Regions from separate parts of the Homo sapiens genome. Here region 1 is linked to region 2. Evidence: read pairs that join two places in POLR2A ChIA-PET (ENCODE). Cell type or tissue: HepG2. All regions are shown on one strand. Each heading gives the region's core, and the rest is flanking DNA. Links, peaks and the distances in the headings are about the cores only.

The links. Peaks named below come from ENCODE experiments on the same cell type or tissue, not always from the same donor. Only the 100,000 strongest peaks of a DNase experiment are listed, where the experiment ranks them.
Region 1: POLR2A ChIA-PET joins it to region 2 with 28 read pairs; 8 of 35 experiments call an interaction of 5 or more read pairs at or near these places.

What each region holds. Positions count from the first base shown.
Region 1 is chr17:82,342,844-82,351,158 of GRCh38, reverse strand. No RefSeq gene overlaps it. Among named protein-coding and RNA genes, the nearest start is that of TEX19, 12 kb to the left of the region's middle. RefSeq lists enhancers at 543-662, 5,894-6,429. In HepG2, for the core only: a CTCF peak has its summit at 742 (motif pointing right); DNase peaks (open chromatin) are centred at 1,695 and 4,568; H3K4me3 peaks cover 974 bases.
Region 2 is chr17:82,236,904-82,245,218 of GRCh38, reverse strand. SLC16A3 (solute carrier family 16 member 3) reads right to left here. Exons shown (of 5, transcript NM_004207.4): 4 at 7,326-8,081; 5 at 5,133-6,517. The coding sequence ends at 6,243. It overlaps CSNK1D (casein kinase 1 delta), which reads left to right. Exons shown (of 9, transcript NM_001893.6): 9 at 388-2,552. The coding sequence ends at 438. Among named protein-coding and RNA genes, the nearest start is that of MIR6787, 4.4 kb to the right of the region's middle. RefSeq lists enhancers at 1,277-1,356, 5,648-6,418, 7,189-7,960. In HepG2, for the core only: CTCF peaks have their summits at 743 (motif pointing left), 3,544 and 3,978; DNase peaks (open chromatin) are centred at 2,068, 2,678, 3,338, 4,988 and 2 weaker places.

The DNA.
Region 1 (8,315 bases), core at 117-8,116, 110 kb before region 2:
TGAGTTACCTGGAAATAAGAAGCTCAACAATTGTAACATTCTCGGGCTGCCAGCAACTCCATGTCTGAAGCCCAGCCTGGATCGAGCCCTGGAGAAGCCTCGAGGGTGGGCCGAGGTGGTGGCCCGTCCAGCCCTCCTGGACAGGCCCAGTGGCTGGGACAGAGGCCTCCGAGGTGCCGGGTGTGCCGGCCCCACGATGGTGCACCTGCCGCCACCCCGGTGAGATGGGCATCACCCAGGGAGGCGCAGAGAAGCCGGCAGCGCAGCCAGGACTGACACGTAATCCCGACACCTGGGCCATCGGCAAGAACTGTCAGCCTACTTGACCTCTTTTTGTGACAAATCAGATCCTCCCCCAAGAACAGACCAGTGTCTGTCAGCATCAACCCCCACAGACACCTCTGCTGGTGTGGCAGGTGACATTGCCACAGTGGGGCCCTGAGTCAGGCGGCAAGTCTCTGTAACAAACAGCTCCAGGAGCAGTCATGCTAGTGGGGGGCTCAGCCTGTGCAGGCCCTGGGACCTGGGTAAAGTCGAGGTGCAGCATCAGAGTCCGGGGCCCCTGCACCCCAGGCCAAAGGTTGCCCTCATCCCACAGAGCCTTCCGTTGCAGCTGGTTCAGGCCCCGGGGCCAGCCGGGCATCTCGCCCTGAAAACCACAGGCTCCGTGCAGAGGGGAACCCGAGAGAGGCCTGCAGATGCCACACATGATGCTGGTGTCACATTGAAATAGTTTCGGCAGGGGGCGGTGGCGCACGCCTGGAATCCCAGCACTTATGGAGGCCAAGGCAGGCGGATCACCTGAGGCCAGGAGTTCAAGACCAGCCTGGCCAACATGGTGAAACCCCATCTCTACTAAAAATATAAAAATCAGCTGGGCGTGGTGGTGCACGCCTGTAATCCCAGCTACTCTGGAGGCTGAGGCAGGAAAATAGCTTGAGCATGGGAGGCAGAGGTTGCAGTGAGCTGAGATCACACCACTGCACTCCAGCCTGGGTGAAGAGTGAGACTCTGTCTCAAAAAAAATAAAAAGAAAAAAAAGAAATAGTTTGACCCCAGAGTCATTCTGGCACAACCTAAAAAGCCGACTCTTTAACATTTGAGCTTTTAAAAATACCAAATAACCTGGGAAAGTGACACGCTGTCCCTGTGGCCATGGGGCCATGTGAAGGGTGACGTGTCTTGCGCAGATGCCCTGTGTGCGGCCCTCACTGAAGCTGCAGGGTCTGCTGCCGCTCACAGCTCTGGACTCCAGACGTCTGCCTCTCGGGACACTTGGGACTCGATTCCACAGCTCCAGAAAACCCAGGAAACCCGAAGGCGACCTCAACACCGTTCGTTCTCTCAGTAGCATACGTGATAAATGAAGTAAAAACTCCTTTAAAGCGAGGGTTTGGGGAAACAGAACTGTTGTGTCTCAGACGGCGTTAACCAAGTTGCAATCATTTTACAATTGGGAAACTTTCTAAGAAAACTATCTACACATCTGCTTACAAATCAAAGCCAGAGTGTTTTCTACCGTCAGGAAACTGGGAGAGGCTCAGGAATGAGGGGGAGGCAGTCAAGAAATCGCTAATTAAAACCAGCGCTTTCCCACCCTTCTGGCTGGGAGGGGGCCGGGAAAGACGAGGAAGTGGAAGAGGTCAGGAGAAGGCAGTGAGTGAACAGATTACTGTCCCAGTCTCCACCTTTGTGTTTATGTTTGTACTTTTCCATGATAAAAGCTTTGTTCTGAACATCGGCCTCCCCCGGGCTGTGCAGAGCTCCACGGCCCCGGCTACCCCAGTGGCTCCAGTGGCCGACAGGGTTGATTCTACTCACCTGAGCAGGTGAGCCTCCCCAGAGTCACCTGGCATCGCTCTGGTGGGTTTGAAGGAGAGGTCAGGATCCCAGGACATGCACGCGCGGGTGGCAGTGACCCTACCAGAGCTGGGGTCACGGGGGGAACTGAGGCACCCCCCACAGACATTTTTAAATTCTAAAATCAGATGCTTTTGTTTAGTTGTTCAGAGTGAGGCTTCTATGCCCCTGCATGTGCGTCTCCAGTTTGGAACTTATGCTCCTCTAGGAGTTCCCGAGGCTCTGCGTAGAGATCAGTGGAAGAATTGGCTCAGATCAGCCTCAAGTCCTGAGGAGCAATCGTATTTCAGGGACGGCTGGCTTATTTCATTTATTATAATTCTCCTATTTACTATTCAATTCCAACACAGCAGGTTTCCAAATGTGAGAGGGAAACATTTACGTCGTGGGGACTGTGGCTGTAAATTCCCACTATGGCAGGTTTCTCTTTGACAAATAAAAGCGTTGGTTGAATTATTGACAAGGAAGATAGATTTAGAAATGTGTGTCAGACGTGGGGCTGGGTGAGTTTGTGAAGGAGAGAGAGGTGAAGGAAAGCTATGAGGCGAGCAGGGCAGGGTGGCAGCCGGCCAGCCCAGGGGGTCTCGTGGAAAGCTATGAGGCGAGGAGCAGGGCAGGGTGGCAGCCGGCCAGCCCAGGGGGTTTCGTGGGTGTTTATGCTGGGACCTTGGCCCAGGACCCCACCTGGCAGCCTCTCCTTCCCAGCAGGGCCAGCCCCCTGCAGCCCCAGGCCCTGGGGGGCAGTCTTGGAGGGGCTCTGGCTCTGATGTCTTCCCTCCCTCCAACGCTGGTCCCAGCACTCAAATAGAAACTCAAATCCTATTTTCTGCGGGTAGAGATAGGATGACAAGAGGCCTCCCTTCTAGAAAGGAAAATGAGAGATCAGAAAAATCAGAAAAACCAGAAGGCATTGGCTGGGTGCAGTGGCTCACGCCTGTAATCCCAGAACTTTGGGAGGCCGAGGTGTGGGGATCACCTGAGGTCAAGAGTTCAAGATCAGCCTGGCCAACACGGTGAAACCTCGTCCCTACTAAAATACAAAAATTAGGCGGGCGTGGTGGCAGGCACCTGTAATCCCAGCTACTCAGGAGGCTGAGTCAGGAGAATCACTTGAGCCTGGGAGGCGGAGGTTGCAGTGAGCCAAGAACGCACCATTGCACTCCAGCCTGGGTGACAAGAGCAAAACCCTGTCTCAAAAGACAAGACAAGAAAATCAGAAGGTCTTAGCTCTGGTGGAAGAGCCCGGAGAGAGGGCGTTCAGGCTGGGACCCCCTCAGTCTCTCTGTCTCCAGAGGGGGGCGTTCAGGCTGGGACCCCTCAGTCTCTCTGTCTCCAGAGAGGGGGCGTTCAGGCTGGGACCCCCTCAGTCTGTCTCCAGAGAGGGGGCGTTCAGGCTGGGACCCCCTCAGCCTGTCTCCAGAGGGGGGCGTTCAGGCTGGGACCCCTCTGTCTCTCTGTCTCCAGAGAGGGGGCGTTCAGGCTGGGACCCCCTCAGTCTCTCTGTCTCCAGAGAGGGGGCGTTCAGGCTGGGACCCCCTCAGTCTCTCTGTCTCCAGAGAGGGGGCGTTCAGGCTGGGACCCCCTCAGCCTGTCTCCAGAGGGGGGCGTTCAGGCTGGGACCCCTCTGTCTCTCTGTCTCCAGAGAGGGGGCGTTCAGGCTGGGACCCCCTCAGTCTGTCTCCAGAGAGGGGGCGTTCAGGCTGGGACCCCCTCAGTCTGTCTCCAGAGAGGGGGCGTTCAGGCTGGGACCCCTCAGTCTCTCTGTCTCCAGAGAGGGGGCGTTCAGGCTGGGACCCCCTCAGTCTCTCTGTCTCCAGAGAGGGGGCGTTCAGGCTGGGACCCCCTCAGCCTGTCTCCAGAGGGGGGCGTTCAGGCTGGGACCCCCTCAGTCTGTCTCCAGAGAGGGGGCGTTCAGGCTGGGACCCCTCTGTCTCTCTGTCTCCAGAGAGGGGGCGTTCAGGCTGGGACCCCCTCAGTCTGTCTCCAGAGAGGGGGCGTTCAGGCTGGGACCCCCTCAGTCTGTCTCCAGAGAGGGGGCGTTCAGGCTGGGACCCCCTCAGTCTCTCTGTCTCCAGAGGGGGGTGTTCAGGCTGGGACCCTTCTGTCTCTCTGTCTCCAGAGAGAGGGCGTTCTGCTGTATAAACAGGAAGCCCCGGGTGCCTGAGGATCCTTGGCACAAGCAGGGCGGGGACCGGGTCGGGGTCGCCCACATGGGCACTATCCCGAAATCTTGTGCCATCTCTTGTATTTAAAAGCAGAGTGGTTCTTCCCCCCACACTGTGGCGGCTAGCTAATTTTTTTAAGTTTTGAGTTTTTAAACCCGAACCTGCCGCTGAGCAGTTTGCAGCTTCACACTCGCGTGTGCAAGAAACAGCTTCCTGACTTCCCCCTCGGAGCCCTCCTGGGGAGGGGAAGCCGCTCCTTGGCTGCTGCGCCCTCAGACACACGCTCCCTTGTGTCAGGTGTGTCAGGCCTCTGAGCCGAAGCTCAGCCATTGTAACCCCTGTGACCTGCACATGTATGTCCAGATGGCCTGCAAGAGCCAAGAAGTCTGGGGCAACCCAAATCTACAAAAGAATGAAACAGCCAGCTCCTGTCTTAACTGATTGACCAACCTTACGACATTCCATGATGACCTGTTCCTGCCCTGTCCCACCTGATCGATCGACCTCGTGACATTCTTCTTCCGGACAATGAGTCTTATGATCTCCCCACCATGTACCTTGTGACCCCCTCCTCTGCTGACAATAGGTAACCACCTTTCACTGTAACTTTCCACTGTTTACCCCAGTCCTATAAAACGGCCCCACCCCTACCTCTCTTTGCTGACTCTTTTCGGACTCAGCCCACTTGCACCCAAGTGAATAAACAGCCTTGTTGCTCACACAAAGCCTGTTGGTGTCTCTTCACATGGACGCACGTGACACAAAGTGCTGGGGTTACAGGCGTGAGCTGCCACGCCCGGCCCTCTTTGCTCTTTCGTACGAATTTTATTTTTTATTTTTATTTTTTTTCTTGAGACAGAGTCTTGCTCTGTCGCCCAGGCTGGAGTGCAGTGGCGCGATCTCGGCTCACTGCAAGCTCCGCCTCCCGGGTTCACGCCAGTCTCCTGCCTCAGTTACCTGAGTAGCTGGGACTACAGGCGCCCGTCACCACACCTGGCTAATTTTTTGTATTTTTTTAGTGGAGACGGGGTTTCACCGTGTTAGCCAGGATGGTCTTGATCTCCTGACCTCGTGATCCGCCCGCCTCGGCCTCCCACAGTGCTGGGATTTACAGGCGGGAGCCACCACACCGGCCTTCGTATGAATTTTAGAACCAGTTTTTCCAATTTCATGAAAAATTATCTTAGGAATTATATTAATTTCGGGAAAACAGTTATCTTTGGGTCCCACGTAAACACAGGGAGTGGGAAACAGTCGTGTGGCATCTGTGGCACAGAACACAGAGACCAGGCCCCGGCGGCTCTGCCAAGCGAGGCTTCGTCCCGGAGACTCGGCGTGTGGCCTCCGGGTCACAGAAACGGCCTTCGTAGCTGTTTGATGTCACACCAACGAGACTTCATTCGTGTTAGCAGAACTTTGGGGACGACGTGACCCTGCGTGACAGCCGGGAACACGGGAGCCAGATGTGGGGACAGCGGCGAGCTGGCACCCCGGATGGAAAGCCGGACAGAAAGGCGGACAGAGCTGCAGCCACGACCAGGAGTAGCAGCAGGTCCTCGGACGAGAGGCAGCCCCCGTTCCCGGACCAAACTGAGGGTCGGGCCCCATAACGAGACGCAGCTGAACTGGGGAGGAAGCACGTGTTTATTTCCCCAACCGGTTACAGGGAGAAGGCCTGGACATTATCTCCAGACCAACTCAAAATTACAGTCCTCCAGAGCTTATCTACCTTCCACACGCTACGTCTACGTGTAAGTGTGCATTCATCTGAAGACTAAGTGACTAACTTCTAATCTGTAACTGAGGTCTGAGTCCTGAAGACCTTCCTCTGGAGCCTCAGTAAGTTTAATCTAGATGGGTCCAGGTGCTGGGTCATTACCCTTATCCTGTCTCCTGCTAAGTCACGGAGGTTGGAGAAGTTCCTTCGGGCCCCCAATAAGCTTGTTTGTGGAGGCCTGAGGAGTTCCTTCAGACCCGCGATAAAATTTGTTTTATCCTAAATGGGTCCTATTAAGAATTCCTTTGTTATTTTTTCATGCTTTAAGGCCCAGGAAAGGGCTAGGCAAAACTCTTGGTATGCTTCTGTTACATTCCAGCCTTTGTATAAGGGCACTGGCTTTTAACTCCCTCAGTACTGAAACTGGTCATGGAGGCCCACGTTAGTGAGACCTGGCCTACCGCACTCCCACCCAGCCCACGGGCGTGTAAATCTGTGCAGCCAGACACACCCTCACCCTGCAACCACCCCTGCAAACCCCCCTTCCCCACTTCCCCATTGTGAGATGTGGCAGCCCAGGGCGGAGTGGGTATTTGCCCTAAAGACAAACACCGCTGGAGGCACGGAGCCGACACAGGCGCCATGAGCTGACACAGGCACGGAGCTGACACAGGCACGGTGAGCTGACACAGGCACGGAGCCGACACAGGCACCATGGTGTCTGTGGGACTGTGACTGCCGAAGGCCAGAATCAGCCTACGCACACACACACGGGGCTGTTGACTTAGTCACCCCCCACCCAACACAGCAGCCATGCCTGGGAGGCCACCCCGCACCCACCAGGAGGGTCTCCAGGAGGGCCTGGTGTGGGCCAGGCTGAGCTCAGGACGCCGTGATGGTCGTGCCTCCTTCTGTGTCAAAGGGGAGGGGCAGATAGAATACGTGTTTTTCTTTGCTTTTAGCTACATAGTCTGAAGGATCCACAGGAGCACAATAAAGGAAGAGCCACCTGGGGCTGAGGAAGAATCAAGACTCTTGCCACCTGTGATGTGGAGTGCTCCGTCTCTGAAAGGTGTACCGTATTAGCTGTGGTTAAAAACAATTTAAGGCCAGGTGCCATGGCTCACGCCTGTAATCTCAGCACTGTCGGAGGCCAGGGCGGGAGGATCACCTAAGGTCAGGAGTTCGAGACCAGCCTGGCCAACATGGCAAGACCCACCCCCGCCCCCCCTGCCTCCCTGTCTCCACTAAAAATACAAAATTTAGCTGGGCATGGTGGTGGGTGCCTGTAATCCCAGCTACTCAAGAGGCTGAGGCAGGAGAATCGCTTGAACCTAGGAGGTGGAGGTTACAGTGAGCTGAGATCACACCACTACACTCCAGCCTGGGTGACAGAGTGAGACTCCGTCTCAAAAAAAAAAAAAAAAAAAAAAGAATTTTACCAAAGACCAGCTTTAGCTGTCTGCCCAACTAATTTTTCCTTTTCTTCTCCCTTGAAAGCAGCTTCACTAAGGCGGTGGCATGTCACAGCTCCATGATACAGAGCAGGGCTGCCCCGGAGAAGTGTGCGGAGAGCAGCAGCTCAGGGCAGGGCAGCCGTCACATTTATACCCACTTTTAACTACATGCAAATTAAGAGGTGGGGCATTCAGAATTTCCTAGAAAAGGGGTGGTACTTCTGGGTCATTGCCATGGAAAGGGGCAGTAACATCTGGGTGTTGGCATGGCAATGGTAAAGTGTCACAAACTCATGGGCCTATAGGAGCCAGCTGGCTGCAGGTGGCTGTTCTGACAGACTGGAACCTGCTTACCTGGCTAACCCTTGTCGCCTGATAGGTCATCCAAGGAGAGAACTTGAACCAAAATTTGGGTAAAGCAATCTCTGTGGCAGTTTGGTTTTATAAAACAAGACAAAACGAAACAAAAAAAATTGTTTTACCCTCTTTCTCTTTAGTTTCAAATGAGTTTCCAACGTTTACATTCTAGTTAGACCGTAAATAACGAGTCTTCGCACCAGCAGCTTAGTAACAGCAGGTTTAAAGCAAGAAAGAAAAGAGAGGACCAGAGAGCACCTTAGAACACTGCTTAACCACAGCACAGGTTCACCACTGGAGGTCTGAATTTTCCTCGCTGTCATTTGCCCGTCAGCTTAAAACATGCACAATGGGCTGTAATATGTAACCAGCTGGAGTCCCTAAGAGGACGACAAAATCAGGGGCCGGGATGTTGGAAACTGTTTTTCCCTTTTTGGGCTGGGCCCCTGGATTGAACAGGAAAATAGAAAAGAAAGGAAAGCGGAGGAGAAAGGTTTGCAGCAGGGAGGAGAAACAAGAAAGGAAGGAGGGAGGCTGGCGAGCCTCCAGCCACTGCGTGGTGCGGGGCCAGCACCCCCTCACCCTTGATCATCTCCCATCAGGGAAAGCCTCCGCACCCCAGACCTGCGCGGTGTGGGATGAATCCCTCCCACCTCCGCAGATCACCTGTCAAGGTCAGCTGTTCGCAGCCACAGGGAGCTAAGGGTGCTTTTGACCAAGAGGAATAACGCTTTGGTGGCGGACGGGAGGAGGACGTTG
Region 2 (8,315 bases), core at 71-8,070:
TGCACACTCTGGAAATGTGTTGACAGGAACTGCTTTTCATGTCTTCCCTGAGAGGGGTACCCATTTTCAAACACCAGGTTCCTTTCCAGGAAGGGAGGCAGGAGCACCCGTCTCCGCTCCACTCGGATCCTTCGACCCTGCCGAGCCCGGCTCCGCGGGCACCTTGCTTGCATGCCTCTTCCTCCTTCCCGTCTTCCTGTCACTCGTTCTGCTGAGCACGTGTCCCAGCCACAGAGGCCCCTGTGCGTGGCGGGGGACGCAGGCGTCTAGACTGGGGCTAGGCGGTGGCGGTGCGTCCCCTCCCTGCCCAGCACCGTCACTGTGGTATCTGCCTGGCCGGCTCCCCCAGCCCCATGCTGACCTTCTCCTGTGCTTTGGCTCCGACAGATTCCTGGTCGGGTGGCTTCCAGTGGTCTTCAGTCTGTCGTGCACCGATGAGAACTCTCCTTATTGCTGTGAAGGGCAGACAATGCATGGCTGATCTACTCTGTTACCAATGGCTTTACTAGTGACACGTCCCCCGGTCTAGGATCGAAATGTTAACACCGGGAGCTCTCCAGGCCACTCACCCAGCGACGCTCGTGGGGGAAACATACTAAACGGACAGACTCCAAGAGCTGCCACCGCTGGGGCTGCACTGCGGCCCCCCACGTGAACTCGGTTGTAACGGGGCTGGGAAGAAAAGCAGAGAGAGAATTGCAGAGAATCAGACTCCTTTTCCAGGGCCTCAGCTCCCTCCAGTGGTGGCCGCCCTGTACTCCCTGACGATTCCACTGTAACTACCAATCTTCTACTTGGTTAAGACAGTTTTGTATCATTTTGCTAAAAATTATTGGCTTAAATCTGTGTAAAGAAAATCTGTCTTTTTATTGTTTCTTGTCTGTTTTTGCAGTCTTACAAAAAAAATGTTGACTAAGGAATTCTGAGACAGGCTGGCTTGGAGTTAGTGTATGAGGTGGAGTCGGGCAGGGAGAAGGTGCAGGTGGATCTCAAGGGTGTGTGCTGTGTTTGTTTTGCAGTGTTTTATTGTCCGCTTTGGAGAGGAGATTTCTCATCAAAAGTCCGTGGTGTGTGTGTGTGCCCGTGTGTGGTGGGACCTCTTCAACCTGATTTTGGCGTCTCACCCTCCCTCCTCCCGTAATTGACATGCCTGCTGTCAGGAACTCTTGAGGCCCTCGGAGAGCAGTTAGGGACCGCAGGCTGCCGCGGGGCAGGGGTGCAGTGGGTGTTACCAGGCAAAGCACTGCGCGCTTCTTCCCCAGGAGGTGGGCAGGCAGCTGAGAGCTTGGAAGCAGAGGCTTTGAGACCCTAGCAGGACAATTGGGAGTCCCAGGATTCAAGGTGGAAGATGCGTTTCTGGTCCCTTGGGAGAGGACTGTGAACCGAGAGGTGGTTACTGTAGTGTTTGTTGCCTTGCTGCCTTTGCACTCAGTCCATTTTCTCAGCACTCAATGCTCCTGTGCGGATTGGCACTCCGTCTGTATGAATGCCTGTGCTTAAAACCAGGAGCGGGGCTGTCCTTGCCACGTGCCAAGACTAGCTCAGAAAAGCCGGCAGGCCAGAAGGACCCACCCTGAGGTGCCAAGGAGCAGGTGACTCTCCCAACCGGACCCAGAACCTTCACGGCCAGAAAGTAGAGTCTGCGCTGTGACCTTCTGTTGGGCGCGTGTCTGTTGGTCAGAAGTGAAGCAGCGTGCGTGGGGCCGAGTCCCACCAGAAGGCAGGTGGCCTCCGTGAGCTGGTGCTGCCCCAGGCTCCATGCTGCTGTGCCCTGAGGTTCCCAGGATGCCTTCTCGCCTCTCACTCCGCAGCACTTGGGCGGTAGCCAGTGGCCATGTGCTCCCAACCCCAATGCGCAGGGCAGTCTGTGTTCGTGGGCACTTCGGCTGGACCCCATCACGATGGACGATGTTCCCTTTGGACTCTAGGGCTTCGAAGGTGTGCACCTTGGTTCTCCCTTCTCCTCCCCAGAGTTCCCCGGATGCCATAACTGGCTGGCGTCCCAGAACACAGTTGTTCACCCCCCCACCAGCTGGCTGGCCGTCTGCCTGAGCCCATGGATGCTTTCTCAATCCTAGGCTGGTTACTGTGTAAGCGTTTTGGAGTACGGGGCCTTGAGCGGGTGGGAGCTGTGTGTTGAAGTACAGAGGGAGGTTGGGGTGGGTCAGAGCCGAGTTAAGAGATTTTCTTTGTTGCTGGACCCCTTCTTGAAGGTAGACGTCCCCCACCCGGAGAGACGTCGCGCTGTGGCCTGAAGTGGCGCAAGCTTGCTTTGTAAATATCTGTGGTCCCGATGTAGTGCCCAGAACGTTTGTGCGAGGCAGCTCTGCGCCCGGGTTCCAGCCCGAGCCTCGCCGGGTCGCGTCTTCGGAGTGCTTGTGACAGTCCTTGCCCAGTATCTAGTCCCCGTCGCCCCGTGCAGGAGACGTAGGTAGGACGTCGTGTCAGCTGTGCACTGACGGCCAGTCTCCGAGCTGTGCGTTTGTATCGCCACTGTATTTGTGTACTTTAACAATCGTGTAAATAATAAATTCATAATGACTTCTACCTTTCTTCCCTCCCCTTTCCATGTGGTCTTTATTTCATCAGCTTGAGAGTTTTCACTGTGTTGAGGTGAACTGTGTGAAAATACTTCTTTGAGATGGCTGTTTGTTCTTTCTCAGCCTGTGGGTGTCTGGGAGCTGGCAGAGCAGGAGAGCTGCCCCCTGGGCCTGCTGCCGGGCAGGGAGGGGTGGCGACTGCTCCTCGCCGTGCTGCCCCCTTGGGCTCTGTTGTGCACACAGAAGTCCACGCACTTTCTGTGTGACGGTTCTGGAGAGTCCCTGCCTTCTCGGGCGGCACCGGCAGCCGCACTCCAGCCGCCTGGGGTGAGCGCATGTCCCTTCCCCCTGCCATAGGGCCGTGGTGCTCAGGGATCCCCCTGTCGCTTGAGCTGTTGAAGCCCAGGAGCTGCCCGATGGCCCTGCACAGGCACAAGGAGATAGGGTTCCTCTTCCCCCCCCCCCCAGAGCACACAGCAGTGGCCCCTATCCAAGGCCTGCGGGGGCTGTCAGGCTGCCAGAGCAGGGAGGTCTGCACCAACTCCTAACCTGTGCTCGTGTGTGGGTGAGCTCAGCCAGGCTAGGCCGCCTCCCCTCCCAGCTCCCCTCCCACCCCCACCTCCACCCAGTACTCTCCACTCCAGGCCACTCCCTTGGCCCCTTGGCCAGGGTCACGCTGCCTAAGAGGAGGATATTTTTGTTTGTAGTGAAAAAGCACAGGGACTTCGGGTCACTTGCCTGGAGGTTGCTCTAAGAACGGTGTAGCTTTCTGAGCCCCACGTTCCGGGGCTGTCCCGCCAACTCTGCCTGTGATGCACTCCTTCCCCAACCGTGGGGATGCCCATGGCCTGGAGCTCTGCCAGCCCCTCCTGCCCAGACTTTGCCTCCTCCCAGGCCCTTCCTCTCAGCCATTCTGGCTGTGCCCTGGGCATCTGAGCTGGCTTCCGGGCCTTCCCTGTCTCCAGCCCGCCTCACGTGGTTCCCTCTTGCTGCCCCAGACTGAGACACCGTGTGGGGCCTCACTGTGGCCGTGGGTGAGGCTCAGCCCCTGCCCCGCTCACCGGCCCCAACCGGAAAACGGCAAGACCCAAGTTCCAGTTCCTGCCTGAGCTTCCCAGGCCTGCAGCTGCCCTCCTGGGGTTCCCTGCCCTGAGAGGGAGCAGGGGCTGCATGTCCTCAAGGCCTGTTCCATCTCATCTGCGGGGGCATGAGCGGACAGAGTTAGAGGGCTTGTTCTCTGAACCTGAGTCTGGCTGGGTCTGTGTCCTCAGGCATGGTTTAGACGCTGAAAAGAGCAGGCCCTCCAGGTACTGGGCAGCGCCTCCCGGGAGCTTCACCATAGACCCCTCGGAAGGCTGAGGGACGGCAGCGTCCGGGGCCACCAAGCCCTTTCTGGGTCCCCTGTGCCTCCCCCGCCACCTCCCCCGGCACAGGCCTTGCACACATCTGTTCCAGGGCTGTTCTCTGGGAAGGCCCAGGCCGGGCGGACACCTCCCTTCTCCCTCTGATCTGGGATCATGTGAAGAAGTCTGTGCGCCCTCTGCCCCCCACCCCCACCCCAAGTAGCAGTGGGTTCTGGACGGACGTGTCTCTGGTCAGGGGATCTTCACAACACGGTAGACCTGAACCACTTTTGGCACTAGAATCTGTCGCCGGGGTTGGGGGATAGCTCTGCAGCCCACGCACCAGACCTCTGCCCCCAGCTTCTTCCCAGTGGGCTCCGGGCTTCCCTTCCCTTCCCCTTCACTCCTGCCTGTCGGGTCAGAGCAGACCCACTGCCCCATGGCTTCCCTCCTTTAAAGGCACCAGCTGAGGGAGGAGGTAGTAGAACTCAGCGCCCACTCACGCCCACCCTGCGGCACAGGGACCCCAGCCCCCACACGTCCTGTGCCCCCAACCAAGCGTGGCTGCCTTCCCACATCTGGACCACTCCTGAATCACTGAGCACGGTCCCTCAGGCATGTCTGTCCGGGAGCAGCACTGCCTGGCTACTTTGTGTTGAGCCTCTGCTGTGTGCTGTGGGTGTGGGGACCAGAGTGGGGCAGACGAGGGGTGACAGTTGAGCTAGAGAGACTGCTTCCTGCCTAGGGGAGGGTGAGGGCCCGAGATACCTGGAAACAGGGTTCCAGGAGCGAGCACCCCTCACCCGGCCCATGACCTCCCTGCCAGTACCTCTGTAAGCCCAGGTCACTCCTGAGGTCAGCAGAACCAGGGACAGCCAGGTCCAGAGGCGGCAACCCCTGGGTGTGAGCAGTCCCCTGGTGGCCCTGATGTGGGGGTGCCAGCGGGGGAAGGCCATGTGTCCTCTGAGGCCCGGGCTGCCTGCTCCCCACCTCCTCGTCTGCTCCCTGCCTCCTCGTCTTTCTCCCTTCAGCTGCTGGGTGGGACTGGTGGACTCTGCCGAGACACATGGGCCTAGCTGTGCAGAGTCTGACCTTGATCCCTGCAACTGCTGGCACTGCCCGCCAGCCTGAGCCCTGCTAGAGGCCTCCACAGCCCTGAGGCTGCAGGCAGGAGCCTGGGCTGCAAGAGCTCAAGCCCAGCTGGCGCAAGGCCAGGGGCAGATGGGGACAGCTGGACCTGAGATGTGCACTTTTCGCTTGCTTTTCATTGCAGAGGAGCAGGGACATGGCATCTCTCCGGCTGCACGCGGCCCGCCAGGGCACCCGCTGCCGTCCCCAGCGCCCACGACGCACCTACTGAGGGCCCCGGCGGCCTCTGACCGGGCTCCCAGCCACGCAGGCCACTGCTGGCCACGAGGGCAGGTGGGTGTTAGGTGTCCAGGACAAGCCCAAGCGCTGGGCCGGGCTGGATGGAGGACAGGGTGCAAAGACCAGCCCTGGGCACTGACCACACCACGCACACTGCCAGCCAGGCAGAGGGGCGAAAAAGGGAAGGCAGGAGGGTCCTGTTTCTTAAACACAGCAGTGAATAAAGTGGCTTGTTCCACCTCAGCTCCCATCTAACCACCACGTAGGGGCTCCCTGGCACATTTCAGAGGCCACCCTGGCACAGCGGCCTCCAGGCACCTGCCCCGCAGCCCCCTCCATGCAGCGCCTGCCCCTGCTACGAATGCTATGCCGCTGCAGGGAAAGCTGGCGAGGACAGAGCCACGGTAGGAACAGCCAGGCCATCAGCAGACGTGCGAGTCAGGACACAGGCCACACAGCAAAACCACATACTCCTAGGAAACCGTTGGTCCTAACACTCCACCCACACGCAGGTTTATTTCCATCTTCCAGGGGTGGAAAGAGCTGTCCCCAAGACACTCAAGAGGGGTGGGCACAGGCCCCATGTGAGCCCAGGGTAGGACGGGCTGGAGAGGGCCCCACGCAGCACCTGCCCTGCCAGCCTGTCTGCGGCCCACCCACCCTCCCATTAAAGTCACGTTGTCTCGAAGCATGGGTTTCCAGGTCCTTGAGCATAGCAGTGGCCGCAGGCCACCTGGGAGCAGCAGGCGGGGCCCCTGGTGAGGATGCCTTGTAACCTTGCGGCTTGGCTTCACCGCAGATCCACTCTGGAATGACACGGTTCCCACCCCGCCACCTTCCCCCTCAAAACACTGATCGGGCGACGATCCGCTGGGCCGGCAGCTGGAGCCCAGCCGTGGCCCTGCCTGAGCCAGTCCAGTTTGTAAAATAAATAGCAAGCGTTGCCGGCTTCTGTACCTCCTCCCTGTGCCTGCCGGCCCCGCCCAGCCACTCAGACACTTGTTTCCGGGGTGTGAACCACCTCCCCGTTTTTCTCAGGCTCAGCCTTCAGGAAATGCTCCACCTCCCGCAAGTCCACCCCCGAGTCTGCAGGAGGCTTGTGGAGCTTCTCCTCCTCCGCGGCCGCCACCTCAGGCTGTGGCTCTTTGGGCTTCTTCCTAATGCAGAAGAAGTTGCCCAGCAGCAAAATCAGGGAGGAGGTGAGCACCTCGGCCCCCGCCAGGATGAACACGTACATGTAGACGTGGGTCGCATCCAGGAGTTTGCCTGCGGGAAGACCCCGTCAGTCCCAGCCGCTCATGCGGGCTGCCCCCAGGGCCCACGGCTCCACCCAAGCCTGTGTCTCGGTGTCTCAGCACGCAAGGGTCACCCTGTCTGCCTCTGAGCTTGTGGGGCTGGGAGGTGTTCTCTCCCCTCCATGTGTTTCAGCTGGGGGCATCCTCCCTCCTCCTCAGGGGAACCAAGACTTAAGAGGCTAAAAATAGCAATGGCTTTGTGGAGTTTGGGTTTCGGTTGGTGGCAGGAGTCACGCTGGTCCCCACGGAGTCCCCCTGAGGCTTCCAGTCGGCAGCCCCAGAAGCCCTACTGTGTTCAGTACCAGCCCTGTGCCCTGGCCACCGCGGACTCCAAGACATGAGCCCTCCCCAAGCCCAGGACCCCCTCGCCAGGCAGGCGGAGCCTGGGCAAGGCTGCTCCAGTCAGAACTTAATTTCCCTCACGTGTTAGCTCAGTCATCCTTCAAAAAGGAGAGGCCCCAAAATGCAAAAGCCGGCTGTTGGGTTGCCTGGAGCTGCCGCGTGGTGCCCAGGCAGAGCCTGGAGGAGCTGCCCCCCCCCGGGCCCAGCCCCTAGCCACCCTGCCTGTCTGGACACACTGTGCCGGACGGAGCACCCCACTCCTAATGGAGACCCGCTAGCCCCAGCAGAATCAGGGTTGGTCCAGCACAGTGCACCCCCTCCAGCTCTGAGTCCCACACTGCGGGTGGCTGCCGAGGGGTGCGCGTCCCCCCCCTCGCAAAGCGGGCGTCTGACGGGAAGGGCAGGTGTGGGGAACTGCCTGGGGGCGCAGCGCTCACCTCCCGAAGGGGGCCCGACGAGCACGGCCACCGCCTCCATCAGCAGCACCAGGCCAATGGCACTGGAGAACTTGTGGGTGCCCACGATGGCCATGAGCACCTCGAACTGCAGGGCCCCCACCATGCCGTAGGAGATGCCAAAGAAGATGCAGAAGACCACGAGGCCGCCGTAGTCGCCCGCCGTAGAACCCGCCAGGTCCGCGAGGCCGTTGAAGAACATGGAGAAGCTGAAGAGGTAGACGGAGTAGGGCCGCACCTTCCCAAGCCCCGCCACGAAGCCCGCGGCCGGCCGCGCGAAGATGTCAATGAAGCCCAGGATGGTGAGCAGGAAGGCGGCCTTGGTGTCGGGCACGCCCAGGTCCTTGGCGTAGCTCACCACGAACACGGGCGGGACGAAGAGCCCCAGCACCATGACCGAGGCGGCCACGGCGTAAAGCACAAAGCCGCGGTCCCGGAAGACGCTCAGGTCTAGCAGGCGCCGGGAGGGTCGCGGCGGCCCCGAGCCCGGCTGGGCCGTGACCACCAGGGGCCTCATGAGTGCGGCACACACGCAGCAGTTGAGCAGCAGGCCGCCCAGGATGAGGAAGCCGCCCCGCCAGCCGTAGCGGTCCTGCAGCAGCTGCCCCAGCGGGCTCAGGGCACACAGGAAGACAGGGCTACCTGCTGCCGCCAGCCCGTTGGCCATGGGGCGCCGCTTGCTGAAGTAGCGGTTCAGCATGATGAGCGAGGGCTGGAAGTTGAGTGCCAAACCCAACCCTGGAGGAAAGGGAATGTGGTGAGAGCCCCCCAAGGCTGCCCCAAAGCCCGAGACCCTCATCTCTGCCCCCAGGTTCCCACAGGCTCAGGCTCCCAGGGTGCAGAGCCCCTGCCACCCACCCACTCGAGAGGGGGACAACGAGGTGGGGCCGGGACACCCCGCAGCCACCCGCCCTGCTGTCCTCCAGAGGCCTGGACCCAGGAGCAGAAGTGCACGGCCCCTGCCCCTCCTGG